Regions from separate parts of the Homo sapiens genome. Here region 1 is linked to region 2. Evidence: read pairs that join two places in POLR2A ChIA-PET (ENCODE). Cell type or tissue: PC-9. All regions are shown on one strand. Each heading gives the region's core, and the rest is flanking DNA. Links, peaks and the distances in the headings are about the cores only.

The links. ChIA-PET counts read pairs that join two places held together with the same protein. Peaks named below come from ENCODE experiments on the same cell type or tissue, not always from the same donor. Only the 100,000 strongest peaks of a DNase experiment are listed, where the experiment ranks them.
Region 1: POLR2A ChIA-PET joins it to region 2 with 5 read pairs; 1 of 35 experiments calls an interaction of 5 or more read pairs at or near these places.

Annotation. Positions count from the first base shown.
Region 1 is chr3:22,978,866-22,988,815 of GRCh38, forward strand. No RefSeq gene overlaps it. Among named protein-coding and RNA genes, the nearest start is that of UBE2E2-DT, 220 kb to the right of the region's middle. In PC-9, for the core only: no CTCF peak of the experiment used is centred there; a DNase peak (open chromatin) is centred at 4,556.
Region 2 is chr3:23,036,091-23,045,280 of GRCh38, forward strand. No RefSeq gene overlaps it. Among named protein-coding and RNA genes, the nearest start is that of UBE2E2-DT, 160 kb to the right of the region's middle. RefSeq lists an enhancer at 1-61. In PC-9, for the core only: no CTCF peak of the experiment used is centred there; a DNase peak (open chromatin) is centred at 6,481.

The DNA.
Region 1 (9,950 bases), core at 2,314-7,313, 59 kb before region 2:
AGCACACTGAATCAGATGCTCCCAGGAGGGTCCTGGGAATTCACAACAAGTCTTCAGGTGGTTCCAATAATCAGGTTAAATTTGGGAAGTAGTGGGTTAGTAAAATGTCTCATCATAATACTCATTAGGTGGACTGTGTATAAACAGATTTCTGAGCCACAGAACCACTGGATCAGAATATGCAGGGCCCCCAAGAGTGCCAGGAGGTGGTTATAGTCAGTGTCTTAGCTCGGGCTGCCATAGCAAAACACCATTGACTGGATGGCTTTAAAAGCAGACATTTATTTCTCACAGTTCACAGTTCTAAGTTCAAGATCAAGGTGCTGGCAAGGAAAGTTTCACTGAAGCCTTCTTCTCTTGGTTTGTAGGCAGCCACCATCTCCCTGTGTGCTCATGGGACCTCGTCTTGGTTCTCCCTGGGGACAGGCAGGTTTAGGTCTCTCTAGTGTCTCTTCTTAGAAGGGTACAACACATCATGATGGTCCTACCGTCGTGACCTCTTCTAACCCTAATTACCTTTCCAAAGGACCCATCTTCAAATATCCATTACACTGTGAGCTTCAACTTACGGACTTGGGAAAAGGAGTGACGCAAACGTTCAGACCATTACAGTCAGATATTTTTTAAACCATGGGTTAGATAATGATTTAAATGAAGCTTCTTCCAAAATTCTTAGGTTACCTGGGAAATGACAGCACATTTCAACTACCATCAGGCATTTATTCATTAGGAAGGCCTAGTTTAACTGGTAAATAGTAAAACCCGAAACAAATAGGTCACAGGGAAAATCATTTTTAAAGACGCATTCGAAGAGAATGAGGGATTCCACCTAAGGAGGCTGAGGTGGGATGAAACATGAGTGGTAGGGCAGCGCTTCCCCAACTTTAATGCACACCTGAATCACCTGTAGTCTGTTGTAAGCAGGTTCTGACTCAACAGGTCTGGGGTGGGGCCTGAGACTCTGCCTTTATCAGCTGCTGGTCCACAGATCACACTTTAAGTAAAGGGGTAAGGCTGGCAGTTCAAGTAGCTAGACTTCTACATCTGTGGGGTATGATACAAAAGACAGGCTTTTTCAATTTAAATTTTTTGCTTAGTCAACCATCTAATACCACTGCAGAAGGCTGACTTCCAAAATACCATCTAGAAGAAAAGAGTTTCAGAAATGCCAGTGCTGAGCTCTGTTGCTCTCAACTTTATTAAAAATAACTTCAAAAGCACATTAAGAGATTATACCAGAGGTTTCTAAAATATCTGACTTCACAGAGTCCTCACTGCCTCTGTAATCTTTTCACAATGGCGCAGTCCAAAAGAAATACCCAACTGTTCTGTTTATTAAGTAGTCAGGTCCATACAACTTACTGAGGGTTTTTTTGTCCTAACATCTTAGTAGCCATTTGAAAAAATTACACACATAAGCTGAAAGAAGAAAAAATTTCTTATTTTTTCCTTAAATATTAGGTTGGTGCAAAAGTAATTACGATTTGGCCATACTTTTAATGGCGAAAACCGCAATTACTTTTGCCCCAACCTAATAACTACGACTATCTATTGCAGTGTGTGAATCTATTGGGCACTGCACAACTTCTCAAATTTTGGAGTCCCCCTTGTTTCCCTTTGCACATTGCTTTTGGTGTGGTAATTGCTGCTTATCACAACAACTGTCAAGAACCCAGCTTCAAAAATAGATGACGCTGTTGAAAGGAATGCAGTGTAATCTATTGAAGAAACTGTCAGCTCTCTTAGGCTAGTACTTTACGTGTTTTCCAACAAATATTGAATATCTCTGTCCTTTCCTGTAAAACAAATATTTCTAAGGCGCCCCAAGGTACCTTGGCTCTGTTTGGGAACTGTAAGATCATACCCCTTACAAAGTACTAATGGTTACCAAAGGCAAAGTAAGAATTCTAAAAGAACATAGAAACTTTTGAAAATAATAGCTACAAAAAAAATACAACAAAATTCCTCTTAGATTTATTATAGAGAAACTGGCTATTCTCTGGCTGATTAGAACAAAAGCATATCCTTCTTAATGTTAGGATTCTTAAAATAAAATGTTTATAATTTTTTGAAGGAAAATTATCTTTCTAATACTTTCCCAGTAATAATATATCACTTTTCATCAGAAAAAAAAGGATTAACATCTAATTATTATTGTTCTTTTATTTTCTTACGTTCACCTTCTATTTCCTTGACATTAGACTTCAAATTAAATGTAAGGAACAATTCCGAACATTCAAGCCTCACAAAAAAAAGGAATCTTGATTGATTAGAAGTTTTACTTTATGTACCTACAATTTCCCAGTAGTCCTATTTCTCAATCAGAATTTGAATAATCTTTACAACTTGTATTCCCCCAAACTCAGATTTAATGACTCAGTAGGTTCAGAAAGAGAAATAACAGCTGCAGCTCATCCCGCTGTGCTATTCAGTAATGACAATGTTATACCACATTAGCAATTGTGACATTAATAAAAAGAAGCCCATAGGATTAACCAGAGACAGCTGACTTTAGTCAAATGTAGGTCAGGCTTTGTTTGCTCAGAAGCTGGTAATAAATTCCCAGGTAACTGCTCTCATGTGTCACACATATATGTCAGGAGCATAATTTCAGCCTCACTAAATGATTCACATTTTTAAGTTTCCGTAAGCCATTTTTGAATTATTGTTAAGCATTTAATTCCGCCATCAGGCCTATAGGCTCCTTAAAATTATTAACTTATGTGACATTACAGCATGTTTTTCCTTCAGGCAACACTTAAAAACACCTTGGAGGGTTTCATGTTCACCTTCCAGATACTGAAGTTCTTACTAGCAGAGGCTCAGGGGTCACCCCTAATTTACAGCATAGTTACAGAGGAAATGGTATTGATGGCTAAGAAAGCCACCTGTCATCACAAAGTTCTCATTGTCAGGAAATATCATTGAAAGCTTAACATGAGTATTGCATTCTTAATCAATTCTTATGGTGGGCTATATACAAACAAGAAGTCCATAACCATTCTCTAAAATATATTGAAAAATATAAACACTTTGGAAAACAGTTTAGCACTTTCTTTAAAAGTTAAACATACACCTGCCATGTGATCTAGCCATTGCTTTCCTAGGTACTTGTCTAAAACAATGGAACCATATGTCAACAAAAAGACCTGCACAAAAATATTCATAGCAACACAGCATGGCTCACAACTGGAAACAACCCAAATCCACAGGAGAACGGCTAAACAGTGGCATATTTATACACCAGAACACCACTCAGCAATAAAAAGACAAGAGCCATAGATCCATGCAAGAATCACGGACAAATCTCTAAAACATTATGTTCAGTGAAAGTAGCTAGATGTAAAACAGTACATATTGTGTCATTCAATTTATGTGAAATTCTAGAAGTCAAAAACAATCTATGGTGATACAAATCGGAGTGGGGCAGGGATAGACTGCTGGGAGAACAAGAGCACTTTCTGGGGTGTTCTATATCTTGTTGGGGTGATGTTATGTTCATGCATATATTTGTCAGACTCATCAAGCTGTGCATTTAAGATCTGTGCATTAAGATCGGCATCTAAATTATACCTCGATGAATAAAATATATGTGAGTGCTCTGTAAGCTCTTCAATTTTATACTTAAACTTTATTAAGTCAACTACTTTTGTTAAATGCTTATGTAACTGTAAAACATTATGAAGTCTTTTAAACATCAACAAAAAGAGATGTCACCTGAAAGATACTAACTCAATATTACCCAAGTAAGGATAATAAGCAGCATATTTAATGAGTTAAATAAATGGATAATTTTAATTGATTTACATTTTAATTCCTTTTACATGCAAATGGCATAATTTGAAAGCTCTGTTTGTACCTTAGAAAAATATCAATGGGCATAATCGCAATTAAGTACTTAAAGCTAATTTATATTAATGTAGAGAAGCAGCTGCAAGATGAGCCAAAAACAGTAAATGATATAAAAATAATTTGAATGTCTAATATTTACCAGAGTTAGTGACTCTTCTGTCCAAACTTTGCCATTGCCACCACTATGATTCAGACTCCTGCTACCATTTTTTTTTAAGTGGAGCAGATTCCTAATTTGCTTTCCTAATTTGACTGCCTTACCCCTTTTAAAGACATCATATTAATCTTAAAGCACAGCCTAAGCATTTCATGCCATTCATCACAATTACAGTCAGGGTCAGCTCCCTAGTCTGGCATTCAAAGCGCAGTTTTGGTCTGACTACAATCTCTCCCTGGTGGCACCTACTCTCATGGCCGCTTTTTCCCAGCCTCCCACTAATCCATAGATCTCTATACTGAGGCAGCTAGATGGCTCACCTGTTCCTACCCCTCACCCGTTCCGGCTTCTGCTCATGTGCCTCTCCATTTGAACTTTATAGCATATCCAATTCATCCCGGTTTCCAAGATCCACTTTTGTTATCACCTCCTTGTCAAGGAAATTCACCATTTTCCTTACTCAGAGTAATCTTTCTCTCTTAGAAACACTCATCACATTGTATGCCCAGTTCTCTTATCACCACTGTCAATCTTATATTGTGAAATGGTTTGGATTCCAACTCCAGAAAGAAACACGTAGCTTGAAAGCTTAGTTCCTCAGCTGTCAGAATTTAGGCACGTTGCTTCATCTCTCTATGTTTCTGTTTCTTCATCTGTTAAAAAGTAAAATAAAAATAGTATCTCTCTTTTATGATTGTTATAAGCATGAAATTAGATAATGTACATAAAGTGCTTAGTCTGACACACATTTTAAATCCTCAATAATATTTACCCCAAAACTTGCTAGCTAAAAGAGAATAAATTCTCCAAATGGATGAATTATATACTAAGAATTGAGGGAACTTGTAAATGGAAAACATTTTGAGGAATATCAAAAGAAACCAGAAGGTTGGAGGTGGATAACTTTTGCTGCTGTTTTCAAAATAGGACGTAAGTTTGGTTTTAGAAGCTGCAAAATGGTGAAACTGATGTTAATTTGAGGCAGGAAAAGTCTGGGTAAAAGGGAAAACAAAAAAACAAAAAAGGAGAAGTAGTCCAGGTACTGAAGAGAAATAAAAACACATGTCCACACCAAGACTTGTACATGAATATTCATAGCAGCTTTATTCATTATAACAAAAAAAAACTGAAACAAATGTCCACCAACAGGAAAGGGATAAACAAAATGTGTTATATCCCTACAACAGTATACCCCTCAGCAGTACAAAGGAACATACAACTGACAGAGCCACAACACGGGTGAATCTCAAAATCATTGTACTGAGTAAAGGAAGCCAAACACAAAAAAGTACAGCGTGCATAATTCCACTTATATGAAAGTCTAGAAAATGCAACTAACCTATAATGACAGAAAGGAGATCAGTGGTTGGCTGGGGCATGGGGATGGAGGGAAGGAATAACTGGAAAGAAGAGGAGAAAATCGTGGAAGATGATAGAATGTTCTGTGTTTGTGGTGCAGTGTGGTTTCAAGGATATACACATAATTCTGTCAAAACTCATCAAAGTTGTATTCTTCAAATGGGTGTGATTTGCACCATTTTTTTTAAGTCAGTAAGAACCTAAAAAATAAAGTAGTACTGATTGGGGCACAGTATATTTTCATTAAGAAAATGTTACATTTGTTTGACAGTTTTTCCTTCTTCAACCAGGCTCCTGGAACACAATATCTACGAAATGAGTAGATGCAAAGTATCTGAATCTCAGCAGGATATTTGAAGACATTTGTAATGATATGCTGTTGGATCTAATGAAATGTTATGGCCTGGGTGCAGGGACAATGAAAGAATTGAGTCAAGAATCCCCTGTCATCCTAGAAGATTTCTAGTGGCAGGTCACAGGGTTCTGCACCTAGCCTGTTTAAGCCTTTTATCAATTACTTGTCTGAACACCTAAGGGCACAGCCATTGCTTTGTGTTGGCTAAACATTGGTATGTTGGATGACAGATTAGGATCTAAATCATCTTGATAGGCTATAGCAGTAATTTAGGCATAATAGGGTAAAACTTTACAAGGACAACTATTAAATAGACAAATTGAATCTAAAATTTAGCTTTCCAAGTACAAGATAGAGGAACCATGCCATACCAGCAGGACATTAGAAAAGTCAGCCTTAGGGTCATAATCATCAATAAGCTCAGTGTCAACCAACAGTGAAATATAACTCTTAAAGAAGTTAACTTGACCTTGGGTTGCATCGAAAAACACATAAGCTTTAACAGGAAGAAGATGGAAATCATGTTTTATTCTCCATAATAAGCTTACATTTAAAAATATGTCATGAAGTTTTTGGTGAGATGCTTATTGGCGGGGGGAAGATTAGAATTATATCAGAGGGAAAAAAATGTTATGTTTTTAATCTATGAGTTCCTTAAGGACAGGATCCATATTTTAGTCATCTAAGTATCACTAGCACCTGTCTCAATTCCTGCCATGACTATAATTATTGTTTAGAAAGTAAATGATGTTTATATATTGATAAGACTTGAATTGTTGTCACATAAGTAGTGGGAAAGTAACAAGGAATTTTTAGCCTAGGCAATAAAAAAGACTGAAGAAGGGGGAATGAGGGGTGAATCAAGGTGGACAGCACAAAATGTGCCTATGGTAACTGCAGTGAATTATAGATGGCTGAAAATCTTTGTCACTTCCCTCCATTAGGAAGTGGAATTATTTGTCCAGCCCTAGAATCTGGGCTGAATCTGTGACCACTTTGACCAAAAGAATGAAGAGAAAGTGATACTGTAATAGTACCAGGTCCAGTCTTTAAGAAGACTGACAACTTTCACTTGCTTTTTCTTCCACCATGCTAGAAGGAAGCCCAAGCAGCTACAAGGATAGGTCTACATGTGGCAGAATTAAGGCACCCAGCCAGCAAGTGAGGCTGAGTTCCCTGCCAATAGGTAGCATAGACTTGCCAGCCCATGTAAATGAGCCACTTGCAGTAGAGCCTTAACTCCTCAAGCCACCCCGCCTGATGCCATATGAAGTAAAAATGAGCTTTCCCCACTGGGCTTTTGCAAAATCACTAGCAAATAAGATATAGTTGTTGTGTTAAGCCACTGAGTGTTGAGGTGGTTTGTTATGCAGCAAGAAATAGTTGAAACAGTAACCATATTCAAATATATTAAAAGCTATCATATGCATGGTCCCATGGGTTATAATTATAACCAATATGCAGAATTAATACTGATATCCATAACTTGAAACGTTTCACTGAGAAGCAGGTTGGAACCTTAAAGATAAGACCCGACAGAGAAGAAAGTGCCAAAGTTGTAGAGCTCATTTGGCATTAGAACTCGCCTCAAGGAAGTAAGCTCAGGTTCATTTTCAGATGACATCAGTTCCCAAGGGTTTCATCTGCTGGGCATTGTAGTGCCGGGGGAAGACCATTCAGGTTGAATAAGATCCTATCGATCCAATGTCTGGAGAGAGCAGATCAGCATAAGGCTAGAAGGCTTTCAAGACCCCAGTTAAGATGAGATTCAGAATGGATATCAATCCAAGAGGGATCCTGGAGTAACCACCCAAAACCAGAGAAAGCAAAGGTACAAGGATTATGCACCCAGAGTGTGGGTTTAAATGGTATAGTTTGGAATGAGGGCACACCTTAGACCTACCACACATCAGATATGTCAGATATGGTCTTGATTCTGTGATCTGATGGGAATGCAAATCCTAAGGTGCCATCAAGTTAGTTTAGGATTGGCTCAGAAACCAGCCAATTGAAGAACTGGCTAGGAAACTAGAGTGGGCAAGTAGGCAATGGGTGCCTCTTCAGTATCTTTGGCTGGGGGGCTAAGATAAGAGTCTTCTGAGAGGAGCTAGAGGAAAGCAGGTTTTAGTTTAACACAAGGAAGAACTTTCTTAGAGGGGGTGTATTCCTATGATTGCAAAAAACTGAATTATCACCTGCCAGGAGATCTACAGAGAAGATGCATACATCTAATAAGAATGATATCAAATAACTTTTTAATGCCCTTCCAACCCGAGATTTCCTAACACATACATAATGTGAGGGCAAACTGCTTGCACAGAGCACATAGGTGCTCAACAAGGAGTGGATGGATAGACAGAGAGATGGACAGACAACTGGATGGGTAAACTTAAGGATGAATAATGCAGTCTGACATTTTCAAATACTCAGCACCTCCCATCCACAGACACATTAGCCACAGGAAATAAACTGGACCTCAGAAAAAAAGAAATTAAAATGTATTTGTACCTCTAAGAGTCTTCCAAACACTTAGTATCTTGGAGTACCCAAATATATGCTGCATTTTTATGCTTATGAAAGCAATTTCTTAAGAAAATTAGAATTTCATGTGAAAATGTCTTAGTTTGTTCTGACTGGTTGACTCTGAGCAAGGGTCACTGTGGACCTGTATTCACTGGAATTTGGTACATTCAGCACAGCTCAGCTTTAACAGTCAGGAACCCAAGCTCCAGGTACAAAAGACAGCCTTGAGCAACAGAGAAGCAGTGACCAGCCAGGGTCCACGTGTTCTATTATCTCTTCTCCCAGCAGATTTCTCATGCCACATTGTGCTTTATATGCCTTGTACCTATTTTTTAACCTTTGCTCTTGTCACACACTCCCTGGTATGAGACATTTCTGCAGGTCTCTGATGTAGAGTATATACTCTCCTCTAAATAACATGGCCAAGGTTTTAGGCAAATAAATGTCTAACACCTTCATACACAAAGAATATCTTGTTCTTTAAGACAGAGGGTAAAGCTCTATGTTCTAGGGAGTGGTTAACAAATTATTTGAACCACAATCCACACTCAAAAAACATTTTACAACCTAACACAGAGGATACATATAAAATAATATTTACCTCACAATGTGCCATGCATTCCAATATTTTCTATTTCATTTTTCAAGCTGCCAGTGAGAACCCACTAATATGAATTTATGACACACAATACATGGGACTAATGGTCTAAAAGGCACAGCTTAAGGGACAATTATCAAGTAGTATTTACAGGGAGTGTAGCAGTGAACCAAGTGCCCCCAAACTATGCTAACATTAGAAAGTTCTGAGCCCTCAAAACCTATAAATAATGTTGCCATTTTCTAAGAATGAAGCTAATAAGAGTTAATACATAATGGATGAGATTAGCTAAATGTAGAAATTAATTCAAGAAAAATGTGGGCTGCAGGGATTTGAAAATACTCTCAAGTCCAATCAAGGCATCCAGGATGAACAGTGTGACAGTAGTCTTACTAGATTATAATTCTAACATGAGAATTTTATATTAAAATAGACAGTTTTATTTTGCCTTGCCTGAATAAATCCTGTTAGTAGTAGGAACTGAATGCATTGGGGTGGGCTGACTTCCTTGTAAGCGGGAAGTCAAAAGACAAGGATTTTTTAGTAGGTTCCTCCATCCAGGGAAAAGACTACTGCAGCCCCTAAATGCAAATATCCAGTCAGCTTGGCAGCTGGGGGCCAGGAGGAAGGTGGAGCCTCCAATTCTCATGGCTCAACGACACTTGCTCTCTCTCTCTTCATCGAGATCTACTAAACAATTTTTGATTTAAACACTGGTTTCCCACTCATGTTTTCCTAAAGAGGTAGGAACACACTAATCAGCTAATAGAAATTTCTTATCTGCTTGCCAGTTATACTTTTCATTGTCAATGAACAGACTGAGATCTCGATTAATATACATCAGTCTTGTGGGTTTGGTTACATGATCATTTCTACACTGAATGAAATGTCAAGGTTGTGGAAAGCAAAGAACCCAGCCTAGAATAGGGCAGCACTTCTAGGATGATGGCACTCAAGAGAGCCTGCCTGGGCATCCTGCCAGCCTGTCTCAAAGCAATCCCTCTTGCAACTCTATCACTTGACCCATAACAAGTTATTCAGAGGTTAATAAATGACAAACCAAATAAAAATATATTGGTTTCAAAGAGAAAAGCATTGACTTAGCA
Region 2 (9,190 bases), core at 3,834-8,833:
TTCAAGCTTCCTGGCCTCTTTGTTTACCTATTCAAGCCTCAGCAATGGTGGACGCCCCTCCCCCATCCAGGCTGCCACCTCGAAGTTTGATCTCAGACTGCTGCAATAGCAGTGAGCAAGGCTCCATGGGCGTGGGACCTGCCAAGCCAGGCATAAGGGAGAATCTCCTTGTCTGCCAGTTGCTAAGACCTTGGGAAAAGTGCATTATTCAGGCAGGAGTGTCCCGTTTTTCCAGGTACAGCCTGTCCTGGCTTCCCTTGGCTAGGAAAGGGAAATCCCCCAACCCCTTGCACTTCCTGGGTGAGACGACACCCCACCCTGCTTCGGCTCATGCTCCATGGGCTGTACACACTGTCCAAACTGGTTGGACCCATCTTCTGCATCAATCACGCTGGGAGCTGCAGACTGGAGCTGTTCCTATTCGGCCATCTTGGAATGGATCCCTTCCCTCTACTATATTAATCATTAAATTTTCTTCTTCACATTTTAACACTTCCATGGAATTTTTTTTTAATTTTCATAGAGTACTCTTCCCCTTGTCTGACTTCTCTCAAGAATACTAAGGTGAAGTCTATATTTATAAGAATTATGCCCAGTATTTCTACCATACTATTTTTTTCTAAATACAGTATTTTTTTTATTTTGTGCTATATCAATGGATTAATTACGACTTAAGTCACTATCTCTAAGTCCCAGATGAGTTATTCATTAATTTCCTTAAATACCCAACGAAACTCTTTGACATCTCTCTGATCTAGACTCTCCCTTAATGACTCTGTTCTCCACTTCTTACTTACTTTCCGTTTTTCTTATGTCACTTCTATAATTAGAAAGAACACTGGGGCTACAAAATGTGGTCTTTAAACACCCAAAGGGCAAAAGCAAACATTCCATGAGAGTCAAAGAGAAACTGAAGCACCAAAAAAAGAACGATGACTTAGCCAAATTAACTCCCCCAGGAAATTATTTAAACTATTATGAAAGTGTTTTATAGTATGATAAGAGTAAAAAGCAAAAATGAAAAGACAGATATTCTGCTGCAAATTTTCTCTTGTAGTTAGGTAGATACATAAATATAGACAACTAGATGATAATTATCATATCAAGAAATGCTATTATACCCAAGCACATGGAGAAATTCCTGCCAATTTGGAATGTGAAACAAATTTAGTACAATAGAGCAATGTGCATATTGTCCTGCTGGAAAACTATTTGTTTAAACTAGGAAGTGGTAAATGACATCACATACACAAGGTTGATGGGTAAAATCACTTGCTGTGGAACCATGAAGATGGTAAATCCAGCACCACCCAAAAGGTGGATGCAAGGACTGCTCCTTGCACAGAAATCCTCCATCCACTAAGAAATGCCTTGCTTTTCATTTTTTCTCTCAAAGGAAACTTTCTCTTTTCTTTAATATCTCCATTTAGGCCAAAATATAAAATGTATCTACTTTCTTGCTTTTTTCAGCTATTCCTCGCTCATTAAGTTTCCTACTAAACATGTTATTGATTTTTAAAGTTCTAATAATTATATGAGTACTTTAGCTACTAAAATAGCCACCATTTTTTGAACTCCCACTATGTACCAGGCAATAGTAAGCATTTTCTATAAATAGCATTTTTTTATTCACAGAACAACTATATGAAGCAGAAATTATCCTGATTTTTACAGGAGAAGAAACTGAGCCTTAGGTGAAGGAACTTTGTCAAGGTCTCCCAGTTATTAAGGGGCAGAGGAAGACTTGAAACTCAGGTCTGATTTTCAACACATATATATTTTCCACATTATTCTGCCTTGTCTAGAAAAGTGATATTTTTGGCTGGGCGCAGTGGCTCACGCCTGTAATCCCAGCACTTTGGGAGGCTGAGGTGGGCAGATCACCTGAGGTCAGGAGTTTGAGGCCAGCCTGGCCAACATGGTGAAACCCTGTTTCTACTAAAAATACAAAAAAATTAGCCAGGCATGGTGGCACGCACCTGTAATCCCAGCTACTCTGGAGGCTGAGGCAGGAGAATTGCTTGAACCCAGGAAGCAGAGGTTGCAGTGAGCCAAGACTGCACCACGGCACTCCAGCTTGGGCAACAAGAGCGAAACTCCATCTTGAAGAGAAGAGAAGAGAAAAAAAAAGAAAAGAAAAGAGATATTTTGACAGCACACAAGCTAGGTACTCCTTCATTCAATGACATGAAAAAGCAGGCTTAATTCATTTTGTTGTCATTGAACCAATTCAAAACAATTACATACAATTTAAATTTGTAAGGAAAACATAAATTTATAAAATGAATGCTTTATGCCTTTGGAATGCATATGATATTGATAATGATCCATTGCTATCTGAGTTTTAAATTTTGCCATTTTTCTGCCTGAATCATTTGGAGATCAGGTAGAAGTTCAAGCCAAATTTTATTGAAAAATAGGCAAAAATTTCATCTATATTCACTAACCCCTAAAGAAGCTGAAATTTTCCCTTACCATTGATCCATTGCAGATTTTTTATCATGTTCCCTCGTACTAAATCAAAATAAATGAGGCCATGTCTAGCAGTTAAGCACTCACTGTCCAGATGTTTGCACTCAAGTGCACCCAGCTAAAAGTAGATAAGATTCATGTTCAAAATCCTTCTAGAAATACTTCCTCATTTAGTGCTAGTTTAATGTGAAAAGTGCTAAGCCATATCTTATATTGTAGAATTGCCTTCTTCTAACAATAGAGAAACATTTTATTAACCAGCCAAATTATTTTCCACCTACTGGAAAGTCTCTCGTAAAATTATTCCCCCTAGTGATAACAAGAGCTGGAGCCAATGCCAATCCTCTGAAATGATAGCCACAATAATCCACTACAAAAATGATTACATGAAGTTTGCTTTTAGGAAATAATGCAAAAGTAAAAATTACTCAAATTAAACAATTGATGATTTCCCATTACAACCATCCACAGAAATATTTATGATGAATATCTTCACTATATTTAGAGTGGTAAAATGCTCCTCTCTAATTATAATAACTAAACCATTCCATCACTGGAAGAATACTGTGGCTAATGTCAACATTATACAGTGAATCTTAGCATTACAAAACACCAGTGAGTTCTACAAACTTCTATTTGTAAAAATTGAACTATGTTAGGCACCATGAGGCATAGAAAGATAAACAAGAGATTCTACCTGCCATTCAGGTGTCTATTAGAAGGATTCTTAAAATCTGTGCACTAAAAATTTAACAAAAAATTGTTAAATATATACGAGAGGCACAAAGAAAATGCCATGAAAAACCGAAGTGTTTGTTTCAGGTGAGAAAAAATCAACAAAAACATAATGAAAGAGTTAGTGTATGTGCCTCCACTTTCAGTTTGGGTAGGCTGTCAAGAGGTGAAGAGGAGGATAGAACAATGTGGGCAGAATAGGTAAACAGGAGAGGAAGAGACAGGTTTGACTAAGGCCTCAAATTACAAAAGGGACAGACATACATAAGGAATCTGAATACAAATGTAGACATTATAAGATCACTCCGGAAACGGAAGAAGCTTGAGAGGTTCTCATTTTCCTTTGAGTCCTTTGAGCAAGAAGTATATGCTCTAACTTATCCTTAAAGAAGTCACTGCACAAAGGGCCAAGATCAATAATCTGGAGAGATGACAGACTGGCAAAAAGACTCCTGCGATTGTAAAAGTCAAAGGTGTAGAAAACCTAAAATAAGGCAATGACCAAACATAATATTATAAGCCACTTAATCTTCCCATATCTCAGTTTATCAGTTTGCTAAATACAGACAATACATATGTTACATCCTACAAATAATTGAAACATTAGCAATGAAAAGTTTATTAACTAAATTCAAAAATTCAAAACAATGCATATCAAATTTAGATTCACCACAAAAAAACTTAACACTACTTAGAAATTTAGTTTGGTATATCTATAAAGAGCTTTTAACATTCATAATTTTCTAAAACAATGCTAAACTCATTTTGAAACTGAATTAAAGGTAACTTTTAAAAAATTACATATTGGCCGGCCGCAGTGGCTCACGCCTGAAATCCCAACACACTGAGAGGCCGAGGCTGCGGGATCACCTGAGTGATCACAGGAGTTCGAGACCAACCTGGCCAACATAGGGAAACTCTGTCTCTACTAAAAATACAAAAATTAGCTGGGCGTGGTGGCACATGCCTGTAATCCTAGCTACTCAGGAGGCTGAGGCAGGAGAATCACTTGAACCTGGGAGGTGGAGATTGCAGTAAGCCGAGATCACACTGCTGCACTCCAGCAAGGGGGACAGGGCAAGTTTCTGTCTCAAAAAAAAAAAAGTTACATGTTAAGTGTGCTTAAATTCTCTCAAGCTAATATTTAGTATTCATCTTATTGCAGTAAAAGTTGTTCACATTTTAGCAAGAGCTTTGGAAAATAGCGCTATTCAAACTGATGCATTTTTTTTAGCATTGGAGTTGCTCAGCTGAAAATGTATGTATTTGGAGTTTTTATTTTTATATATAAATAATTTGTATATTTGAATTTCTATCCTCTTCAGTTCCTGTGGTATGCCACAAATGTTTGGTAAGATTTAAAGTGTTAAATCTTTAAGATACTAGATGATCTTAGAAGTGGAAATCTATTATACATTTGTGAACTAACAATTAGTCTATGTAACTACAAATTAATATGAAATTGCCGGTTCAGTTACTGGGAGTATAAATGTTAGAAAAAATACTGAAATGCTTTGCAAAGTGGCTTATGAGTTTAAACCTGCTAGTGATTTTTCAAAAGGTGAATAGGAATAATTCTTTCTCTCACTTCATCTTGTTATAACAAGAATAAAAATTCCACAACAGTAATGACCATTTATTTTTAATCATAAAGAAGAATTGTACAAGATATGTGTAAAGAAATTTTGCTGAGACATTAAAAGACTTAAGTAAATGTACATTGACCATATTTCTGGATTGGAAGACTCAAAATTGAAAAAATATTAATTCTCTGCAAAATAATATGTGAATATTAATAGAATACCAAATAAAATTGTAAGAAAATTTGGGAGGAGAGACAACTCAAAAAAAATAATTCCCAGTTTGATTAGAAGAATAAAAAACATGAAAATTGAATACCCAGAAATTTTCTGAAAAAGAAGAATGATAACAGAAACTTATTCTGCCAGGTTTTTAAATACATTTTAAAGTAATAGGCTGAATGTGGTGGATCATGCCTGTAATCCCAGCACTTTGGGAGGCCAAGGTGGGTGGATCACTTGAGCCCAGGAGTTTGAGACCAGCCTGGGCAACATGGCGAGACCCCATCTCTGCAAAACATGCAAAAAAATTAGCCAGGTCTGGTGGCACACACCTGTGGTGCCAGCTACTTGGGAGGCTGAGATGGGAGGATTGCTTGAGGCTGGGAGGCTGATGCTGCAGTGAGCTGAGATGCCGCTACTGCACTCCAGCCTGGGTGACAGAGCAAGACCCTGTCTCAGTAAGTAAGTAAGTAAGTTACAAAAATGAAAAGGGCTTGACAAGGGAGCCAGAAAATAAAAGAAACACAACAGAATAAATAAGTGGTTAATGGTCATAGGGAGGGACTTTGAGTCAGTGGACAAATGGTAGGTATTCAGTAAATGTTGCCAGGAAACTGGAGAAAAATCTGTGGTCAAATAGAAAAAGAAAATTTTATCCCTAATTCATACTTTCTTTCAGAATAAAATTCAAATGAATTAAAAATATAAATATTAAAATGTAATTAGAAGCATACAGAAGGGAAATTACCCATAATCAAGGCATGGAAAACTGTCCAAAGATGATATAACCTGAAAAAGGCCAATAAATCTGACTGCAGAAAACTATTTAACACTGAACTGCAACAATGCCAAAAACAAGATTAAATTTTAAAAGGGGGCCAGAGAAATTATAATACATGAGGCAAAGTGTTACCATAAAAATGAGATGTTTTTCACAACTATTACTCAAGGTCCTGGCAAAAAACAGATGGCACACTCAAGCAGGGTGACTGGAGGAGTTTAATAAGAGTACATTTTACAAAAGTGTGGACAAGGCTAAGGGAAAATCAGCCAAAGGTGATGAAGCACCCCAGGGCTAGCAACAGCCCAGCAGAGATCCATTTCCCACCCTAGGTCAGAATGGAAAAGGATGGGAGAAGTTGCTGGAATCTAGAATGAGTAGAGACCACCAGATAGAAGCTATAGCCTTTGGTAGAAGGATACAGCCCACCCACCAACAACCTGGCAGAAAGGAGGCAAAGGAATAATTGCTTTGACCTCACTCTGCTTCCATGTGTGCTTGTCCCACCAATGGCTCCATTGGCTGACCCGTAAGGAAGCCAGAGGTCACAGAGCCCACAAATGCTCCAAAGGGCAGGGTGGGGAAGGGTGGGGAGTACATTTGGAGGTGGAAATGGAAAACTCGTCATTGGAAAATATTAAAAGAATGATTTATCAGTGCCAGAGAGGGTGTGGCGAACTGGGGATTCATGGGAGTACATGTTTGTGGTTGCAGAAATATTTCCACCCTTCGGGAGGTTAAGTTGACAACATGAAATGTCAATATCCTGCAACCTACAAATTCTACTTCAAAGGATCTATCATTCAAAAATAGTCAATGAACTAGTATGTGTGTGTATACATACCTGTGTATATGTATATGTCTGTATATATACACATGTATATTCATCACAGCATTGTTTATTACAATGAAACTTTTGTAATAACCTAAATGTCTATCAGTAGGAAGTTGGTTAAATATATTATTGTATTTATAAACTGGACGACTGTGCTGACATTAAAATTGATTATTTAGGCTTATGTATCTTAATAAGGAAAGATGATCATAATAAGTCATTAAATGACAAAATTAACACATAGGGGCAAAAAAGAAATCTAAAGGGATATGTACCTAGTGGAAGTGGCAAAACTGTGGGTTGTTTCGGTTTATTACTTGTATTCCTGGTTATGTGTGTGTTTTTCAATTTTTTCAAACAATAAACATGAATTACTGCTTAGTGGTTGATGGTGTGTTTTAGAAAAAAAGACGAAAATTTTTTAATGTGAAAGTAACTCTAACAGTAGATATTTTGGGCTTTTTTCAATTTGGTTTCTTTCTTGTTTCAAAAGAAAAATGTGTGCCCTTTATTAACCAAGAAAACTAGATAGAGCTCTGTACCAGGGTAAATGAGGGCCTCTGTAATAAAAAGCCTGGGTAATGGAGAGCTATAAATATTTATAAGAGAATTGTATTTGGTAAGGAAAGATGTTTCTAATGATTTTTTTAAAGTACATTATAGAGTTGCTTCAGCCACAAAAATGACAGGCTCACCACTCATCAAACTCATCTTTTTTTTTCAACTTCTAAAATACACTGTCAACCTCACAGCATGAAGCCCATTATAAATTGCAGTCCTAGTTTTACATTAATATCAAAATAAGACTAACAAAATTTAAGTGTCAAGCTCTATACTGCACATAGTATTATTTATGTTTTATAGAGAAACTGAGGTTTTTTAAAATCCCTCAATATCAATTAGATTAACTGGTTGTTCTTAGCTATTAGTAGAAGGCAATTTATTCACAGAGATAATCAGAAAATTAGTCTATGAAATAAAAGTATGTCCCATTCTGTGAGCTGCATTAAAAAACACAATGTCTGCCTTCAAGTTAAAAATGACAAGTGACCAAATACATTTCTCTCTTCTTCCTCCTAGGACCCTACTAATAATAGTGAAGATATATAAATATATATATACAGACTCAGGCATTGGGCAACCAAACACTCATATATATATATATATGAACTAAACTGATGGGTCAGAAGGGATCCCCCCGCACAGCACAGCTGCACTACCAAAACAGCCAGACTGCCTCTTTAAGCAGGCCCCTGATCCATTCCTCCTCACTGGATGGGACCTCCCAACCAAGGTCTCCAGCCACCCTTGCCCATGTTTTCTGGCCAGGGATTTGATTTCTCCCTGGGACAGAGTCCCAAGAGGGAGGGGTGGGCCACCATCTTTGCTGTTTTCACAACTTAGATGTTCCAGTCTGTGGCCTTGGAAGATCCCAAGCCAGCCAGGGGTGGAAGTGGTGCCCCAGCACACTTGCTCTACCAAAGAGTGGCTAGACTGCTTATTTAAGTGAGTCCCCAATCCCATTCCTCCTGACTGGGTAAGACCTCCAAATTGGGGTCTCCATCTGCCTCCTACAGGTGTGTTCAGGCCAGCAACATGTCTGTACCCCCGCTGGGACAGAGCCCCCAGAGGAAGGAGTAGGCTGCCATCTTTGCTGTTTCACAGCCATCACTGGTGATACCTCCAGGTACTGGAAAAACTGAGGTAACTAGAGCAGATCCCCAGCAAACCACAGCAGCCCCGTGGAAAAGCGGCCATACTTCTAAAAGGGAAAAAAAAAATCCTCATCCAACAACCTCAAGATTGAAGGTAGATAAGCCCACAAAGATGAGAAAGAATCAGCACAGGAACACTAAAAACTCAAAGAGCCAGAGTGCCCACTTTCCTCCAAATGACCACATCATCTCTCCAGCAAGGGTTTGGAACTGGGCTGAGGCTGAGATAGCTGAAATAACAGAAGTAGAATTCAGAATGTGGATGAAAATAAACTTCAGTGAGCTAAAGGAGCACATTGTAACCCAATGCAAGCCAAAAACCATGATAAAGCATTGCAGGGGCTGACAGATAAAATAGCCAGTATAAAGAAGAACATAACCAACCTGATAGAACTGAAAAACACACTACAAGAATTTCATAATGCAATTACAAGTATTAATGGCAGAATAAACTAAGTAGAGGAAAGAATCTCAGAACTTCAGGACTGTCTTTCTGAAATAAGACAGGCAGACAAGAACAAAGAAAAAAGAAGAAAAATGAAGGAACAAAACCTCTGAAAAATATGGGATTAAGTAAAAAGACCAAATCTACAACTGATTGGGGTAGCTAAAAGAGAAGGGAGAATGGAACCAATTTGGAAAACATATTTCAAGATGTCATCCATGAGAACTTCCCCAACCTGGCTAGACAGGCCAAAATTCAAATTCAGGAAATGCAAAGAACCCCAGTAAGATACTCCATGAGAAGATCATCCTCAAGACACATAATTATCAGATTCTCCAAAGCTGAAATGAAAGAAAAAACTGTTAAGGGCAGCCAGAGAGAAAGGCTAGGTCACCTACAAAGGGA